Linked DNA regions of Homo sapiens: region 1 is linked to region 2. Evidence: read pairs that join two places in POLR2A ChIA-PET (ENCODE). Cell type or tissue: PC-3. All regions are shown on one strand. Each heading gives the region's core, and the rest is flanking DNA. Links, peaks and the distances in the headings are about the cores only. Region 1 holds the start of LOC124904425 (a long non-coding RNA gene). Region 2 overlaps GATAD2B (GATA zinc finger domain containing 2B).

Region 1 (11,867 bases), core at 1-8,000, 99 kb after region 2:
TTTCTAAAGTTGTTTTATGCTATAATTATTACCATTTTTAATGATGTTGTGTGTCCTCCCTTTGTTCAGTGGACGGTTAAACCTTCCCCCACTCAACCAATCTTTTTCTTTTTCCTTTTCTTCCTTTTTTTTTTTTTTTTTTGTAAACACAAATGACATTCAGTTCAATGATACGAGCATTGCAGATTGCAGTAGGGGTCCCAGCTGCCAAGTAGGACATGACTAGGAGTGTTAGGGGCAGAAGTTTTGAATGCACTTAACCGGAGGAGGGCGCAGGGTGGGGGGTATCAAAGAAGGACGAATAGCACCCTACCTGTGGGTGTTTGGGGGCTGGACAATTTGGGTGGCAGTGTTTGGTACTGAAGTTGGGCTCTAAGAATGAGGGGAAAGAGCCTGGGGAGGAGCTTAAAACTCAACCACTCTGGAATTTACCCATAGAAGACGGGAAGAAAGAGGTATGAAGATGGGCTCAATTATGAGCCAGGGAGGATTGAAACTAGGTCCTGCCTTTCTGTATCTTGGGGAAATAAGACCGATCTCCTGACCCCATTGGGAACACGGAAGTCTATTCCAGGCCAACCAGCCCAAAATTATTTCATCTTGTATTCTTTGTAAAATTCTCCCTCACCCCACCCTGCTTTTAAAAATTCTAATCTATCCCCTCTAACCATAGCCCCATCTATAATACAGAGGAACGGCTGTTCCAAGGCTGTTTGCTGGGTGTCCCACAAGTTGGGTGGACATAAATGAGTCAAGTGACAACAGGAGGAAATAGACTTAGACGAAAGAAAGGATTTCTCTTCCAACAGTTGAGATTCGCATATTTGCCTATTCTTTCACCCTCTGAGTGCCAGGAGATGAGAGGCTGGGGGTACACAATCAGGTTGGAGTCCTGTCCTTACTCTGCTGCACCAGCTGCAGAACCAACTGCTCAAAGCCAAACAGCTCATGGCAAAACCAGCTTAGGACCTCTGCTGTACAAATAGTTGCTTCCCACTGCCCCCCGCCCGCCCCCAGAATGATATTAATTTTGCCTTTTTTTTTTTTTTTTTTTTAAGCGCTACTAATGTAGAGAATGAATTGAATTGTGCAATGTTGCTGTTCTGGGGACTGGGGAGATTAGCATCCCATTTGCCCACACTGTGGGAAGACGGAGTGGACCAGGCTGTTTTTGAAGTAAGGGAAGCCCCTTAAAGGTACGGGTTTCTGCTCTTCTCATAGTGTACACCCACCTGCCTCTCTGGCTCCAGAAGCTGCCAGAGTGCACTGGGGGGAATGTTCTCAGCAGAGAAGAATGAGGAGAAGTTTAATATTTTGCCCTTGAAAGTCACCTGAGGAAGTTTCCCCACTTTTATTTTTTAAAATTAAGTAATTTTTTAAAGAAGGCACTTTTAAAATTAACACACACATGAACTGCACACCTTCCCCATAAAATTTGGAGGTGGGGTGGGAGAAAGAGCTAAAATCAGGCTCAGTTCCCCTACTCTGGCCTCTACTCCCCACACCCCAGTGCCACTGTGGGTGACTATACTGGCCCTACGGGCCTTCCTGGCTTTTTTCTTTCCTCCCTTACCCCAAATTCATTGAGCACTTAAAGGAGCAGAGATGCAGCCAGTGTCTGGGCTCCCCCAGTGGTGAAATGATCTGGAAGCTAGATGCTAGTAACAGGTAGTGATTGGGTTTTTTGAGTATTTTTCCGGGGAATGTGGTACCCCTGACTGTAAGTGGTGGGAGAGGGAGGGGGGTTAATGGAACTGGGTCTGGGATTATTTTAAAATTATATATATATATATAAAGATATATTCTTACATCTTTTCTTTGCCCTCTGTGCTTTGAAAGCACTGGATAAATTGTTTGGTTTTGCTTTTCTCTCTTCCACAAAATTGGAAGCTTTTTTTAAAAATGTTTTCCCCACAAGTCATCTTGCCTTGTGGCATGTCTGTCTAGCCTCTTCCTCCCTCCCTCATGATGAAGTGCCATTTCTGTTACGTCTCCCTCTCCCCAAGCTCAGAGGTGCTCAGAGGTACGAGATGCCCAAGTTTGTCAGTTGAGATTAAAAGTAAGGAACAGAGAATGTGCAATACCGTCTGGCTGGGGGCTGTCCCTGCCCTGCCCTGAGCTGAGTCCTTTCCCTGGGAGCCAGGCCACCTTAGAATGGGGTTTGGAAGTAAGATGTATAGAGTTGGGGAATCATGGAGAAGGAAAGCCTATAGTCGAGTGCCTGCTTAGGTGCTGAGGTCACAGGGGAGATGGTGGAATCTTCCCTGTTTTTATCCCCTCAGGGTCAGTTACATAGAAGCTGCTTCTTGACTAGTATAGCTCGGTGACCCTTTGTTCAACCGCTGAGGTTTGATTTCTTACCCTTTCTTCTCCCCATTTTCATACTCTTCCCAGGGATTAGTGATGGAGGTGAGGTCTCCCTAATCATGGTAAAGTGTTAACCTTCCACCTCCTCCCTTCCCTCCTCCTTCCTCATCCTTCTGTCTTCCTCAATTCTCCGTCTCTTTTTTTTCATCACTGATTGCCTTGTGTCCCTCCAAGTCTACTTGTTACTATCCATCTCCAGGCTCTGGGCCGTGTAGACACTAAACCTCATGCCCTAAGGACAGGAGGAAAGACCCTCTGTTTGGAGCATTATTAGTAGAGTGAGGATCCCACCAGTTCTGCCTGGCTTCCTCCATCCCCAGAGGCACTAAAAGCAGTATTTTAAGGTTGGTGTCTTACTCCCTGGAAGCCTGAAATGGGTGGAATAGCGGTAAGGCTTGAGTAAAACTAGGGGACAGAGGTTCTTATTTGTCGATTTTATTTTATAATTTGACCACAGCATCTGAACTCCCTCTCTCCCTGGAATAAGTATTTTTCCCACATTTTTGGATATATGTATGGTAGACAATTTTTTTTTAAGACACAGAGATAAATGTTTTCCTGCTTTGGTTACCTTTCCTTTCCCCTTTAAAAGGAATTAGCTATAGAACTGCTTTGTAAAGATGCTTCTTGATATTTTACTTTTGTTCCTTTTCCCTAATCATTCCCTTTTCTCCCCACTCCTCCAGAAGGCATAACCCTTCTCTCCACACCCCCTACCCCCACCCCCGTCCTAGGCTCCCATCCTTTCCATCAAGACCTTCATTAGCTTATGATATTTGCTGCCGAGATGTTATAACAAGGACTCGTTCATGTATATAAGCTATTTCTTGATCCATTTAAAAGGAATTGTACATTGTGTAGAAAAAAAAAAAAACCTGAAAAAGAGAAAAAAAAGCCCTAGCCATGGATATTGTGAAACTGTGTTATGTCATTTTGTAATGTGCCCGTTTGTGTATGATCCGTGCAAAAGGGTTTCTGGGGAAGGGGAGGGGGTAGGGAGGCAGGGCTGTGGAGGGTGGGTAGGGGAGTGGGCCGGGCCCAGCACACTGAGACTGGCAGCTGCTCCAACCCCATCCCTCCTTAGAGATGCCACCTCCCCCACCACCCACCCCTAATTTGTGCCTTGCCTCCCCACCCTGGAGTAGTCCCTCCGGGTCACCAGCACTGCCTTGGCAGAGCCCACTCCCTACCCTAACCTGCCCACCCTCCCTATCCCCCAGCATTAGGTTGATACTGTGGGGAAGTGCTGGGGGCTGGGAGGTAGCCGAGGAATGGGGCAGTTCCCGGGGGCATCGAAACCAAGTATTATTATGAATTGTAATTGTATTTGCACTGTTTTTTTCCTCTGATTGCATCAGCATATATACAATATACCTATATAACAAAATTCAGTGTCAAGCTTTCTTATGCAAGGGATTTCCCCCACCCCACCTCCTCAAAAAAGAAAGAACCTAGTCTTATGGGCCTTTGAGGGTGGATTGTCAGGGGATGATAGAAAGGATTTTAATAAGTCATCCTGAGGAAATTTCACCTAGTGAGAGCCACATCCATCTGCACAGCCTTAGGCTGCGTGAACCGAGGTGAGGCTGAGCTCCTGTGAAAGCCAAGACCTCCTGGTCCAGGACTTTGTAGAGTAAAAAGAACCACCAACACAAAAGGGGTTGAGGGGGCTACAATCTGGAGACCTGGGGTCTCCTACTAACTTGCTATATGATCTTTGGTAGAGTTAATTTTCTGAGTATCAATTTTCTTATCTGTGAAGTGAAGAGGGGGATCATCTGGCCACCAAGTTTAAAATTCTATACTTCTCACCTGCCAAAACCAAAAAACAACTTGAGGTGAGGAAAGTGTTGGGCCCAGAAACCAGGGAGGAACTGAAAGTGACTCGCGTTGAAGTGGTTATGTGTATGACAATGCTCTTGGAGAACTGCCAGTCCTCTATGGTTACCCTTGATTTGGGAGAGGCAGCAGAGTCATGTCCAGGGCATCAGACCAGTGACATCTTTGCCTTTATGCCTCTAGTCATCTGAGGGCGGGGACTAGGCCTCAAGCCCCATCTCACAGCCAACCACAGAGCCCTTAAGGGTGGTTGACAATTGAATGCCCCAGGTTGGTGCTTTAGTTATTTACTCCCTTTGTGAGCTACAGGATGTGTAACTTTTCCCCCATCTTGGTGATAAAATAGGAGAGCGCAGACACAGCCCACATTTTGTCTCCTTTCCTCAGATTTCATCTGAACCCCGCTAAAGGCAGCTGTTTCACAGTCTGTCTCCTTCAGGGGCCCAATTTCCCCACAGCCTGGGCTGAGTACTCCTACTCTCTTCTTTAGGTTCTGGGCTGATAAAGCCTGGAGAGGGTACAGGGTGATGGGTGAAGCCCTGGTGAAGGTGAAAGGATAGATTGGGGTTGGGGGGTGGGGAGCAGGGAGGTGGGATGGGGAATGGCCTTCCCTGAATAGGGTGGGTGGGAGGGGAACAAGACCCTTTTGCACAACTCTCTTTAAGTTTCCTTTATTTCTTTTTTAACTCATTCTGATTTTCTGCATTGTGTTTGGGAAATAAAATGAAAAAACTAAGACCAATAGAAACTGGTTTTCAAAAAGGCAAATACACTCCCATCTGTTTCAGATGCTGCTGAGCATTTCAGCAGTGACAGATTCAAATAATAAGCTAATTTTTGGAGAAAGGATTAAAAGAAAAAAAAACTTTGTAATATTTATCACTTGCAAGCTATGTTTAATAAAGAAAGGAATGGTTTCTAAAACTTTCCTGTGGCTTGTGCTTTAGTTATGGGGCTGGGGGTGGCAGTTTGGCGGGAGAATTTTCAGGGTAATTGGGAGATGAGCTATGGCTGTCTTCCCTAGTCAGTCCAGCCACGGACTGAGTACCTTTGGTTTGTATCCTTCTCTTTGATTGTGATGATTGTTTAAAGCCCTGACCTACTTCTGTGTTCTTGTTCCCCTCCAGCTCTAGCTGGAGCCAGTATTCTGGAAGCCACCAACCCCACTTTAGTTATCTGATGACTTTAGGTCTAATGGTATCATGGGGAGGGGGCTGGGTCTCCATTCTCTCCTAGGGAAAGGTGTCCCCTAGCAGTGCTTGGCCCTTCCCACCACACTGCTCTGGTCTCTAGTGACAGAATCCTTTAGCCAGGCACAGTGCTGCATGCCTATAGCTACTCAGGAGGCTAAGGTGGGAGGATCACTTGAGCCAGGAGATCAGCCTGGGCAATGTAGTGAGACCCCATCTCTATAAAAGAAAATAAATAATCTTTTGTAACATGCTTGTTCCTCTAGACGGTTGCCTTATTTACCAGCAGGGGTTCACATTGCTGTTTTCTAGTAAACTACCGAATATAGTTCTTTAACAATCTGAATGCAGCATCCCCTGAAAGATCTGGAACTACACTTTCTCACCATCTCATCACTCCCCTCCCCCAAGTTTTCCTTTCAGCCCAAAGCATTAACCAGATCCTAATTTATTTTTTCCGTTTTGGTTATTTATTTCCAACAAAGCAGTTAGACCAGGCCCAACCAGAGAAGAGGATGTCATTTCCTCAAGGACTTGATGTTTGGGGCTATTCTTAGCCCTCTTGCTCCTCAGCCACGTTTTTTAGTTACAGCTGCTGCTGTGCCTTGTGCAGAGGGCACTATTGTGGAGGGCCAGAGCCCAGCCTTTCTGGAGTCTTGTCATTGGTACTAGCATTACTCTATAAGAGCACAGGAGACAGTTTTGGGGTCCTCTAAGCCATGGGCTTTCCTTCCCCCAAGACCCTTCCCTTTTTGGCACAATACTGGGCAGCCTTGGAGAGAGAGTGATTGAGGAAGTGGCTGGGGCTTTGGCTTTAGAGCATGGCAGAGCTGGATAAGGAGGGACTGTGGTGCTCTGGATGCCAATAGGCTGGTAGAGGGAGAAGTGGGAAAGAGGTGCTCTTCAGACCCCAAGAGTTGAGGGAGGGGAGATGGGGAGTGCTCCCCAGCCTCTGTGCTCATTCTACAGGCGATTCAAGACTGCCAAAACCCTGACTCAAACTAATCTCTTTCAAAAATAAAAATCAAATGGGTAAGGAGGACCCCCTGCGGAGGAGCCAGTGCTTTGGATCTGGGAAGGGGGAAATGGGTATTTGGTTGCTCAGAGAAGCTCATATGAGCTCAGATATTTAAGAGTCATGTTGTAGGGAGAAGGGGGGCAAGAAACTCTGCACCCCCTTTGCCCACCTGCTCACTCGGACCACAAGGAATGCAGGTCGCCTGTCCCTGGGCAGAGCTCAGCTTGGGCACGAGGAGACAGAGACAGATTTTAGACTGGAGGGCTTCAGGTTGTGAGATGGAGGTGATGACAGAGCCTCTTCCCCTGCCGCCATTTTGTGGGGAACCCTTAAAGCTAGGTGTCTTTGGGCAGGTTCATATTTGGATCAAGAAGAGGTGAATATACTGGATGGGGTTATGAGGCAGGAGTAACTGGGTTGGGGGTAACTCCCAGCTGGGCTTGGTTTAGTTTGAGGTTATTTGGTGTGTTGGGGGAAGGGATGCAGATTCTCCCATTTCTTGAGGTCTGGGAGGAACAGAGAAACCACACCCTCTTCTCTCCCACTATGGCCAGTCCTGCCCCTCCCCGGAGAGGAGCTGAGGGACTTTTGGTTCTTTCCTGACTCTGGGGTGACAGGGACAGGTGAGGTAGATTCTTTGGTGTATCTGGAGTTAGTGGCATCTCGGAGGGAGCCAACTTGGAGGGCCCTAGGCCAAGGCCAGCTGTTCCACAGTCACCTGAGGGTGAAGGAGGTCAGGCCTCTGGACCAAGGCCTCAAACACTCCAGTTTCCCCCACTCATTCCCCATCACTGAATCCGCCTCACCTGGGTGGTGAGTTCAGTCTTCTCCCCCAGCTTCCCTCCACTCTGAGTCTGGCCTTGATGGCCCCCAGTTCTGTCCGAGGCAGTCCGAGGCACTGCCCAGCATTCCTGGGACTCCTGTTTGCAGAGGAGGCTGCCCGGGTAGGAAGGGTCAGCAGTGTGGTCTGTCTGGTGCCTCCCTCTGCCTCGCATGGCTCCCAACCCCTCCTCCTGCTCCATGCTCCCCAGAGATGGAGAGGGTGGACCCCTCTTCATGCTGCTGGATGGCAGGGAACTGGCTCTAGCTCATTTCTGCTGCCCTTGTTCTTTGCTTTGGGAGCCCCAGTTCTCTCTTCCCGGCTCATGGCAGGCCTTCTCCTGCCCCTGGTACCACACAGCTCTGAAAAGAATTGGCTTCCTCTCTCTGCCTGAGTCTCCTCATTGGTAAAATTGATTGGTTGTAGATTGGGGCTTTTTTGCTCTCTTTGGCCCTGTGCCACAGTGATGCAGACTGTCTCCCTGGCAGATTTCCCACATTAGCCCTTACCTGGCCCTTAGCTATGTCTCCAGCCCAGGAAGAGGCAGAGGAGGCAAATGATGAGGGCAGCCAGGCCCACGTGGATGCCCACCACAACCCCAGGCAGTGGGCTGCTCTCACCCTGGCTGCAAGAGCACCCAGTCTTGGACTCTGTGGACACTGTGCCATCTGTCAGAGAGAGGACCAGGGTTGGAGGTGAAGCCCAGCCCTCTTCCTGAAGACTGGCAGCCATGGGTCCTATCAGAGGGGCCTGCTCTGACCCCAGCCCTACTACCCTCCTACCAGACCCCACTTACCAGGAGTGGCCAGGGGCACATCACACAATGAGACACAGCGGGCACTGCTATTTCCATCCCCATTGCCATTGAACGCCTGCAGCTTGATGTCATAGAGAGCAGCCGGTTCTGCCGGGAGCAGGGGAATGTGAAGGGGACGGGCATTTCTGGGCCAGGAAGCTCAGTACCTGGGGCAAGATCACACTGAGAAAGGCAGGCCTTGAGTGGCACAGGAAGGTTCAGAGCCTCACCCAGGTCTGTGTAGAGGAAGGAGCTGACACTGCTGGCCAGGAGCAGAGGCCCCTGAAAATGGGCAGCAGGCAGCTTGCGGTGAAAGTTTGAAGCCTTGGATGGGCCCCAGCTGGGGTGGCAGCTCCCAGGAGGCCTGCACAGAGGTGGCATTCAGCACTTTGGTGGAGAAGCCCAGGGCAGCAGGGGCTGCAGAGGAAAACAAGCAAACTAGTTGGCAGTCCCTGCCCACCTGAGGCCAGGGACTTCCCAGGGCTGGAGAGGCTGTCACTCACTGCTGCCCATGGTGGAGGCAAAGATGGGAGCAGAGTCCTGACTGGCACCCTCTGCTGAGTAGGCCCGCAAATGGATGGTGTAGGCTGTGGCAGGCTCCAGGTTGGAGAAGACGTGCTCAGAAGTGCCTTTGCTTATGGCCTCTTGGAGCTCCGGGCCAGATGGCTCTGAGGAGCAAAGCAGCATCTTCTCACTAGCCACGTCCCCACACCTTCACAAACTGGGGACGAAGCCCCTCTTGGTGCCTGGCTGGGCCAGCCAAGCCTCCAAGGAGAGCAGGGAAGGGAGCTACAGAAGTTGGAGCTAAGCTGAGAAAGGATGAGGATGAGGATGAGGAAAGGGCCTAGAGTCAAGCTGAAAAGCAGTAAGGAAGCACCAAAAGACCATGTACAGAGGCAGCCAGCCCAGAGAACCACAGGCCCAGAGGCCTGGGAAGAATCCAGAAGGGTCTGGGGTCATGGAGGAGACTGGGGCTCAGAGAGTGAGAGGGACTCACCCAGGACATCAGCAGTCAGGAGCAGAGATGGGCTGGTGCCAGGGACTCCTGGCCCCTGGCCCTGCTCTGAGGTCAAAGCCCTCTCCACCCACCCACACCCACCTCCCACAGGCCGGAGGTGCAGCACGTAGCCAATGATGTCCCTGCTGGAGGGGGGGGTGGCTCCCAGGACACTCGAATGGCAGAAGTAGAGAGAGCCATGGCATGCAGGCCCCTGGGGACGGGGTGGCTCTGGGCCCCCTGTCACAACCAGGCGGGCACTGGCCTGGTTGGAGCCCGTGCTGTTCTCTGCCACGCATTGATAGATGGCCTCATCCTCAACTGAAACCCCTGCCAGCATCAGCGTACTAGAGAAAGACAAACTCAGCTACTGGGAGCCCTTTCCCACCAAGACTTAGTGGAGTGGCCCTAGAGGAGGAGGCTGTGTGGGGACATTACCTGTAATGGAGCAGTCAGGGCAGAGCCTCCTGGGGGAGGGGGGAATTGCTGGAAGTAGAAGGTAACTTGCTGGGGGTTTGTGGATGGGTGTGGATTTTTGAGATTTAGGTAGTGAGTGTTGCATGTAGGTGGGGGTGGACGCCCAGGGTGGGTAGGGGGACCTACCATTGCCAGTGGGCAGTGGGGAGTGGTGAGACACGAGTACCTATTGTTGTGAGTCAGCCTGATGTTATTCCCAGGACTCAACACCTTCCCATTCTTCAGCCAGACCAGACGGGACTCAGGGACGCCCTGGGCCACGCAGGTGAAGATGGCACTGCTGCCCGGAGGCTTGGACAAGGACTGTGGCCACTGGACAAACTCGGGGAGCTGGGCAGGCAATAGCATGGAGGAAGGTGCCGTGAGACCCAGCCTCTTGCCTCCTGCCCTGGACCCTCTCCAGATCCAGGCTCCTGTCAGGGAGCTGGGGTGCTCCAGCACTCTCCCCACCCAGTTGGGCCCTTGGGGCTCACCCTGCACGAGCAGGACGCCCTGCGCTGTGCGCCGGACATGGGTGCCTGGCCGATTGGCGGCGCAGACATAGACACCTGAGTGCTGGACTGAGACGTCGGAGATCATGAGATTCCCTGTGTCCAGAATGTCCAGAACTTGGATGCCCTCTACGCCGATGGAGCGGCCATCTGCAAGAAGGCGTTGGGGGGTCAGGCTGGGATAGGACGAGGGAACAGGGCTCTGAGAGACAGCAAGGGGGTGGGGGGCGGCTGCGCACCCAGGCGGCTCCAGGAGACAAGCGGCCAAGGGTGACTGGTGGCAATGCACTCCAGCACTGCCGTCTGGTGCACTGTGAGGGTCAGGTTCTGAGGCCCAGACAGGATCTCTGGCTCCTGCAGCAGCCTCAGGGGTCCCACTGTGTGGTGGAAACAAGCAAATTGGATCAGGAAAGGAGAACCTCCTTCCAATACTCAACTTCTACTCCAAGCACACTCTTCCAGCCCACAAATGTCACCAGACCTCAGAGGTGTGCTTTGCAGCTGCTATTCCATCCCCAATTTACAGATTTTAAAAATGACCTGCCCAAAGTCCCATGGAAGTAGCTATCAGGCTGAAGGTCTGGTAGACTGGGGGTGCGGAGAGAGAGGAGAGAGCATTCTCCTCCTACAAACCCTGTGGGTGGCCCCACCTTCCCTGGGCGCCTCACCCTGAGGGGCAGGTAGAGGCACCCACAAAGTTAGTAGGAGGCGCTCCCTCAGAAAGCATGACCAGCCTCCTAAGACCTCAGCCTGCTTAGCTGCTTAGGAAGGATGTGTTTTCCCAAAGTAACTCTTGTTTTGGGTCTAAATCACATCTTCATTTTATGCCATGCTCCCCCGTTTCATTAGTTTATTCAACAGGTCATCACTGGGGGCTCCCATGTGCCAGGCAGCACCCTCACACTGGGAGCACAGTTGTGAACAACATCGTGTGAAACAGAGCTCTGCCTTCCCATAGGCCATCATCCTCATTTTCTTTACCACCTTGTATCATGTGAGAACTTAACGTGTCTTTCCTTTCATAAATGCCCTTTATTAAGAATGTCTCAGATAAAATGTTTCTAAAATGAAAGTTTCTCAAGGGCTGGTCTAAAGTCTTACACATCTTTATCCCTCAAGGTGTAGGATTGTGTTTTGTTCATTCACTTATTCAGCAACTATAGATTGAAGGCCTACTTTGGGCCCAGCCCTTCTCCATTTGCCTCTTGCAAGCTGCAGTACAGGCTGTGGGCTGCCCTGGAATCTCCTGGCCTCATTCAAAGAGGCTGTGTCCTGCCTGGCCAGACAGTTCAGTGAGGGGAGGCTGGGCCACCCGGGCCGACCCCTTCCCCATGCCAGACATTGGCTGCGAGCCCCACAGATTGTCCCATTTTGCCCTCACCACAGCCTGTGTGCGGAGTACTGTTATTTCCCCCATTTACATGAGAAGATCAAGGATCAGAGAGGTTAAGTAACTTGCCCAATGACAGAGGCACTGGCAGAACTGGGGGACTTCCTGGATCTTGGTAGCACTGAACAGCTGACAAAGAGGATCCCCTCTTTAGCCGCTGTGAGCTCCTTGAAGTCTGGGAAATTCTGTCTCACCCTGGTGCACGCCCAGGGTAAGTGCCTGTCCAGGTGTGTGCAGTTGAGTGCATTAGGGGTGAATGGCTTGGGGCCTTGGTCCCCAGCTCCTGCCCCTGGGGAAGACTACTCTTGACACCAGCTCCTTTAGGCAACCCTTGAGCCTTCGGTTTCTGATTGGTCCTCTGCCCCCAACAGGCGCCTGCTCCTCCTGCTAACCTCCTGTCGCTCTCTGGCCATTCGTCTCCCTGCTCCGCGGGCAGCAGAATCCTATGTCTGCTCGATAGCCTTGAGAGACATAGCCTCCTG
Region 2 (8,000 bases), core at 1-8,000:
GATTGTAAATGTCCAGTAAATGTTAGTTATGTTTTACTTTTCATTTTTTAAAATTTTATAGCGATGGGGTCTTGCTGTGTTGCCCAGGCTAGTCTCAAACTCCTAGGCTCAAGCAGTCCTCCCACCTTAGCCTCCCAAAGTGGTGAGATTACAGGCATGAGCCATGGTACCCAGCCTGTTAGTCATTCTTGTAAAAAAGATAATGGTAAACCTGGCACATAGATGTGTGCGTGCGTGAGTGTGTGTTTGTGTTAAAATGTACATAACATAAAATTTACCATCTTAGGCTGGGCGTGATGGCTCACGCCTGTAGTCCCAGCACTTTGGGAGGCCAAGGCAGGCAGATCATGAGGTCAGGAGTTCAAGATCAGTCTTAGCAACATGGTGAAACCCAGTCTCTACTAAAAATACAAAAATTAGCTGAACGTGGTGGCGCATGCCTGTAATCCCAGCTACTCAGGAGGCTGAGGCAGAAGAATCGCTTGAACCCAGGAGGCGGAGGTTGCAATGAGCCGAGATCATGCCACTGCACTCCAGCCTGGGTGACAGAGCAAAACTCCATCTCAAACAACACAAAAAAAATTAGCTGGGTGTGGTGGCAGGCATTTGTAGTCCCAGCTACTCAGGAGGCTGAGACAGGAGAATTGCTTGTACCTGGGAGGCAGAGGTTGCAGTGAGCCGAGCTCACGCCACTGCATCCCAACCTGGGTGACAGAGCGAGACTCCATCTCAAAAAAAAAAAAAAAAAAATTTACCCTTTTAAAGTATACAGTTTAGTGGCATTAAATACATTGATGTTGTGTAACCAACACCAGCATTAATCTCCAGAACTTCTTCATCTTCCCAAACTGAAACTTTGTATATATTGAACTATAACTCCCATTCTCCCCTCTCCGCAGTTCCTGGCAGTCACCATTCTACTTTGTTTCTATAAATTTGACTACTTCAGGTACTTCATATAAATGGAATCATACCACATTTGTCCTTTTGTGTCTGGCTTATTACACTGAAAATATCTTCATGATTTATCCATGTTGTAGCATGTATCAGAATTTCATTTTTTAAGGCTGAATAATATTCCTTTGTATGTAAATATCTCATTTTGTTTATCCATTCATCGGTTGGTGGATATCTGGATTGTTTCCGCCTTCGGCTGTTGCAAACAAGGCTGCTGTGAACATGACTGGGCAGATATCTGCTTGAGTCCCTGCTTTCGATTGTTTTGCGTATAGGATATATATCCAGAATTGAAATTGTTAGATCATGATAATTCATGATAATTCGGTTTTTGAGTAATTGTTACAGTTTTCCACAGTAACTGTATCATTTACATTTCTGTCAGCAATGCACAAAGGTTCCAGTCCCTCCACGTCCCTGCCAACACTTGTTATTATTTTTTGTTTGTTTGTTTTTGAATAGGAATTCTAGTGGATGTGAGGTGCTGTCTCATTGTGGTTTTGATTTGTAATTCCCTAAGATTAGTGATGTTGATCATCTTTTCAGGTGCTTATTGGCTATTCGTATATTTCCTTTGGAGACATGTCTATTCAGATCCTTTGCTTAGTTTTTAATTGGGTTTTTGTTGTTGTTTTTGTTTCTAAGTTGTAGGAGTTCTTTGTATATTCTGGATTTTAATCCATTATCCACATATATGATTCTCATTCAGTGGGTTGCCCTTTCACTCTGTAGTGTCCTTTGATGCACAAAAAATTTAATTTTGATGAAGTCCAGTTTATCTGTTGTTTTTTTTTCCTTTTTTGCCTGTGCTTTTGGTGTCTAATAAATCATTGTCAAGTCCAACATCATGAAGCATCTAAGAGTGTTAGCTCTTCTGTTTAGTCTTTCATTTATTTTGTGTTTTTTCTCATTTTTTTAAATTTACTTTTTGTATTGTATCATTTTTGTATTGCTGTAAATGTGTTACAGCAACTTGTAAAAGAACAATATTTTGTGTTAATTTTTTGTTGTTAAGACAGAGTCTGGCTCTGTCGCCCAGGCTGGAGTGCAGTGGCACAATCTTGGTTCACTGCAACCTCTGCCTCCCAGATTCAAGTGATTCTCCTGCTTCAGCCTCCCGAGTGGCTGGAACTACAGGCACACGCCACCACACCTGGCTAATTTTTGTATTTTTTAGTAGAGATGGGGTTTCACCATATTGGCCAGGCTGGTCTCGAACTCCTGACCTCAAATCAAGTGAGATCAAGAGAGCCTCTGGCTCTCCAAGTGCTGAGACTACAGGTATGAGCCACCACGCCTGGCCCCACACTGTTTTGTGTGTGTGTGTGTGGGGTGCGGGGGAGGGGAGCTTTTTTTTTTTTTTTTGAGAGGGAACCTCCCTCTGTCACCAGGCTGGAGTGCAGTGGCGTGATCTCGGCCCAGTGCAACCTCCGACTCCCAGTTTCAAGCGATTCTCCTGTCTCAGCCTCCCTAGTAGCTGAGATTACAGATGTATGCCACCACACCCAGCTAATTTTTGTATTTTTAGTAGAGGTAGGGTTTCACCATGTTGGCCAGGCTGGTCTCGAACTCTTGACCTCAGGTGATCTGCCCACCTCGGCCTCCCAAAGTGCTGGGATTACAGGCGTGAGCCACTGCACCCGGCTTTTTTTTTTTTTGTTTGAGAGACTGGTTCTTGCTATGTTGCCCAGGCATGGTTTCAAACTCCTGGGCTCAAGCAGTTTTCCTGCTTCAGCCTCCCGAGTAGCTGGGATTACAGGCAGGTGCCACTATGCCGGGCTACCACACTGTTTTGATTACTGTAGTTACGTAGTAAGTTTTGGAATCAGGAAGAATGAGTCGTCTGACTTTGTTCTTTTTTTTTTTTTTTTTTTTTTCCAAAATTGTTTTGGCTGTTTGGGCTTCCTTGAGATGCCATATGAATTTTAGGATGGGTTTTTCTTTTCACATAGTTTTTTACTTTGGGCTAAAAATCTGAATGGGATTCTGCTCAGTTATAGATAGTTTTTATTTCACCTAGGCCCTTGAATCACTGTATTTTTCTTATTTTTTTTGAGACCGAGTCAGGCTCTGTCACCCAGGCTGGAGTGCGGTGGCGTGATCTCTGCTCACTGCAACCTCCACCTCCCGGGTCCAAGAGATTCTCCCTGTCTCAGCCTCCCAAGTAGCTGAGACTACAGGGCGCCTGCCACCACGCCCGGCTAATTGTTTGTATTTTTATTAGAGACGGAGTTTCACCATATTGGTCAGGCTGGGTATTTTTCTTTATGTATTGTGTTGCTCTTGGCCAGGTGCAGTGGCTCATGCCTGTAACCCCAGCACTTTGGGAAGCTGTGGCAGGCAGATCACCTGAGGTCAGGAGTTCGAGACCAGCCTGGCCAACATATAGTGAAACCCCGTCTCTACTAAAGAAGACAAAAATTAGGGCCAGGGCGGTGGCTCATGCATGTAATCCCAGCACTTCGGGAGGCCAAGGCAGGCAGATCACCTGAGGTCAGGAGTTCGAGACCAGCCTGACCAATATGATGAAACCCCGTCTCTACTAAAAATAGAAAAATTAGCCAGATGTGGTGGCAGGCGCCTGTAATCCCACCTGCTCGGGAGGCTGAGGCAGGAGAATTGCTTGAAGCAGGGAGGCGGAGATTGCAGTGAGCCGAGATGTGCCACTGCACTCCAGCCTGGGTGACAGAGCAAGAGACTCTGTCTGAGAAAAAAAAAAAAATTAGCTGGGCCTGGTGGCACACGCCTATAGTCCCAGCTTCTTGGGAAACTGAAACAGGAGAATTGCTTGAACCCATGAGGTGGAGGTTGCAGTGAGATGAGGTCATGCCACTCTACTCCAGCCTGAGTGACAGAGCGAGACTCTGTCTCTCAAAGAAAAACAAAAAGAAAAATTATGTTGCTCCATACATCTTTGCTCTTATAAATGAATCATTTTGTTATGGTTGGAGCACTTTCTTCTTGTTTTAAAGTTTGTTTTCACATTTTAAAAAATTAAGATATAGAGTGAAAACTTTCTTGTCACTGTCTTTTAACTTCCTAGTTTTAAACCCCATCACTGTTTTTCCATTTCTATCATATTAGAGTTTCTTTATACATATACAAGCTAATATTTATTTATTTATTTATTTATTTATTTATTTATTTATTTGAGATGGAGTTTCAGTGTTTCACCCAGGCTGGAGTGTAGTGGCGTAATCTTGGCTCACTGAACCCTCTGTCTTCCAGTTTCAAATGATTTTCCTGCGTCAGCCTTCCAAGTAGCTGGGATTACAGATGCCTGCCACCACGCCCGGCTAATATTTGTATTTTTAGTAGAGACTGAGGTTTCTTCATGTTGGCCAGACTGGTCTCGAACTCCTGACCTCGTGATCCACCCGCCTTACCTTCCCGAAGTGCTGGGATTACAGGCGTGAGCCACCGGGCCTGGCATATCTATTTATTTTTAAGACAAGGTCTCATGCTGTTGCCAACGCTGGAGTGCAGTGGTGCAGTCACGGCTCACTGCAGCCTTCACTTCCCGAACTCAGGTGATTGTACCACTTTAACCTCTCAAGTAGCTGGGACCACATGTGCGTGCCACCATACCTAGCTAATTTTTTGTATTTTTTGTAGAGAGGGGATTTGCCATATTGCCCATGCTGATTTTCAACTCCTAGGCTCAAGCTGTCTGCCCGCCTCAGCCTCTCGAAGTGCTGGGATTACAGGTGTGAGCCCCACACTTGGCCAATGTTAGAACTTTATTGGGAAAGAATATTTAGGCATATGGTAAAGAGTATTTAGGTATATTGTAATATGTCCTGTTAACAGAAATTCTGTACTTTTCCTGTTGCTTACAATTCTGCTATTTAATGATTTTCATCGCTATTATTTTGTTAACATTGAACAATTTGAGTACTACTAGTACTCAAAAGTACTTTAAAGTATTTAAACTTAGTTTAGGAATGCTGATTGCCTAGTTCATGAAGTCTTATTTTATAATTTCATCTGTAATCCTGAATCTCAAACTATGGCAGAAAATCCAGGGCTCTGAGCAATGATATGAGTTTATTTTTCCAATTTCTGGAGTGAAGATTCCAGATGCTTTTCTCTGTCTTAGGCCTATTGTCTCGAAAAATGATAGTTAATTGTTCTGATAGAGAGAAAACTTGGGTCTGGTCTCTTGTCCTGCTTGTCAGAGCTGCTTACTTTGTAACCACTTTTTTTTTTTTTTGAGATGGAGTCTCGCTCTGTCGCCCAGGCTGGAGTGCAGTGGAGCGATCTCGGTTCACTGCAAGCTCCGCCTCCTGGTTTCACTCCATTCTCCTGCCTCAGCCTCCCGAGTAGCTGGGACCACAGGCGCCCGCCACCACGCCCGGCTAATTTTTTTGTATTTTTAGTAGAGATCAGGTTTCACCGTGTTAGCCAGGATGGTCTCAATCTCCTGACCTTGTGATCCCTCTGCCTCGGCCTCCCCAAGTCCTGGGATTATAGGCGTGAGCCACCGCGGCCGGCTGTAACCACTTAAATCTGCTGGTTGTGGGAAACTGCAAAGGCCTCCACATAACATTTCTTGTATGCCTACTATGTAAAGTAGTATGTAAAAGATATAAACATAGGTACGTTAGAGGATATAAAGATAAATTACAAGAAGATGCAGTCAGTAGACTAAAGACTACATGTATTAAAAGACTGCAGCTGGGCTTGGTGGCTCACACATGTAATCCTAACACTTTGGGAGGCTGAGGTGGGAGGACTGCTTGAGCCCAGGAGTTCGAGACCAGAGTGGGCAACAAAGTGAGACCCCATTTACAAAAAATATAAGAAAACTTAGCAGGGTATGGTGGTATGTGCCTGTGGTCCCAGCTACACAGGAGGCTGAGGTAAGAGAATCCCTTGAGCCCGGGAGGTTGAGGCTGCATTGAGGCATGTTTGAGCCACTTCACTCGAGCCTGGGTGACAAGAGTGAGACCCTGTCTCAAAAAAAGGAATACAATAATTATAATACTAGGTATAATATGTTTGTAAATTAAGTAACTTGCATATTAGGAACAAGTACCCCTTAAGTAGGAATTATACCCTCATTCAGCACTTTTTACACCTTGGCTGTAAGTATGATAGGCTTACCAAATCCTGAAAATTCTTTTTTTTTTCTTTTTTTCTTTTTTTTGAGATGGAGTTTCGCTCTTGTTGCCCAGGCTGGAGCGCAGTGGCGCAATCTTGGCTCACCGCAACCTCCGCCTCCTGGGTTCAAGTGATTCTCCTGCCTCAGCCTTGCTGAGTAGCTGAGATTGCAGGCATGTGCCACCATGCCCAGCTAATTTTGTATGTTTAGTAGAGATGGGGTTTCTCCATGTTGGTCAGGCTGGTCTCGAACTCCTGACCTCAGGTGATCCGCCTGCCTCAGCCTCCCAAAGTGCTGGGATTACAGGTGTGAACCACTGTGCGCGGCCTTTTTTTTTTTTTTTTTTTTGAGACGGAGTCTGATTGGCCCCTGCTCTCCTCCTGATTATCCCTGTTGCCCCAAGGCCATTTTAGACAGGACCGGGCACGTTCAGGGTGGTATGGCTGTAGACACCAGGGCCATTTTATTTAATTTATTTATTTATTTATTTATTTATTTATTTTTAGCAAGAGTTTTGCTCTGTCTCCCAGGCTGGAGTGCAGTGGCACGATCGTGGCTCACTGCAGCCTCCACCTCCTGGGTTCAAGTGATTCTCCTGCCTCAGTCTCTCAAATAGCTGGGATTACAGGTACACGCCACCATGCCTGGCTAATTTTTGTATTTTTAGTAGAGATGGGTTTCACCATGTTAGCCAGGCTGGTCTCAAATTCCTGACCTCAGATGATCCACCTGCCTCGGCCTCTCAAAGTGCTGGGATTACAGGTGTGAGCCATCGGGCGCAGTTGGACATTTTAACCAAAGAAAAATCAATCAGCTAGTTAACTTTCATGGAAGTATCAAAATGGTGTTGTCCAGTGAAGTCTCATCTTGAATAAATTTAACTCTAATGCACTTCCCCTCTACGCATCACTCTCGTTATTAAAGTTCCTGATTCTCATTTTGCCTTGGAGATGTGATAGTTTTATTTATTTATTTAGAGACAGAGCCTTGCTTTGTCACCCAGGCTGAAGTGCAGTGGCATGATCTTGGCTCACTGCAACCTCTCCACCTGGGTTCCAACGATTCTTGTGCCTCAGCCTTAACATACAAACATATAAATTTTTTTTTTTTTTTGAGGTAGAATTTTGCTCTGTTGCCCAGGCTGGAGTTCAGTGGCACTATGGCGGCTTACTGCAACCTCTGCCTTCCGGGTTCAAGGGATTCTTCTGCCTCAGCCTCCTGAGTAGCTTGGATTACAGGCACAGGCCACCACACCTGGCTAATTTTTGTATTTTTAGTAGAGATGGGGTTTTGCCAGGTTGGCCAGGCTGGTCTCGAACTCGTGACCTCAAGTGATCCACCCACCTTGGCCTCCCAAAGTTCTGGGATTACAGGTGTAAACCACCACGCCTGGCCAGTTTTTATGATTTTTAAATGATTGAAAAAAAATCAAGAGATTATTTTGTGACATGTGAAAATTACATGAAATTCAGATTTCAGTGTTTATAAGTAAAGTTTTATTGGAAATAACTATGCTCATTTTTTTTCATATTGTCTTTGGTTGTTTTCATGCTGCTACAATGTCAGAGTTACTAGTCACAACAAAGATGTTAAGGCCTCCAAAACCTAAAATATTTACTATCTGGCTAAAGAAAAGGCTTGCTGGGCCTGGCTTGATGGCACACGCCTGTAGTTGCAACTACTTGGGAGAGGCTAAGGTGGAAGGGTTGATTGAACCCAAGAGGTTGAGGCTGCAGTGAGCTGTGATCTCACCACTGTACTCTAGCCTGGGTGACAGAGCAAGACCCTGTCTCAAAAAAATAAAGAAAAAGAAAATAAGCTTGCCAGTCTGTGATGTAGGTGAATTCTGGTCCCAGATTAATGGTCATATTACTGGATACTCAAGCTATTCTTTTCTTTTCTTTTTTTTTTGAGACGGAGTCTCTATTGCCCAGGCTGG

What was found. ChIA-PET counts read pairs that join two places held together with the same protein. Peaks named below come from ENCODE experiments on the same cell type or tissue, not always from the same donor. Only the 100,000 strongest peaks of a DNase experiment are listed, where the experiment ranks them.
Region 1: POLR2A ChIA-PET joins it to region 2 with 12 read pairs; 9 of 35 experiments call an interaction of 5 or more read pairs at or near these places.

The regions. Positions count from the first base shown.
Region 1 is chr1:153,797,988-153,809,854 of GRCh38, reverse strand. GATAD2B (GATA zinc finger domain containing 2B) reads left to right here. Exons shown (of 11, transcript NM_020699.4): 11 at 1-5,130. It overlaps LOC124904425 (a long non-coding RNA gene), which reads right to left and starts at 8,334. Exons shown (of 4, transcript XR_007066633.1): 1 at 8,261-8,334; 2 at 8,031-8,138; 3 at 7,221-7,902; 4 at 6,768-7,132. In PC-3, for the core only: no CTCF peak of the experiment used is centred there; a DNase peak (open chromatin) is centred at 4,314; H3K27ac peaks cover 784 bases.
Region 2 is chr1:153,900,388-153,908,387 of GRCh38, reverse strand. The region is part of intron 1 of GATAD2B (GATA zinc finger domain containing 2B); the gene reads left to right. Among named protein-coding and RNA genes, the nearest start is that of GATAD2B, 19 kb to the left of the region's middle. RefSeq lists an enhancer at 3,214-3,715. In PC-3, for the core only: no CTCF peak of the experiment used is centred there; no DNase peak of the experiment used is centred there.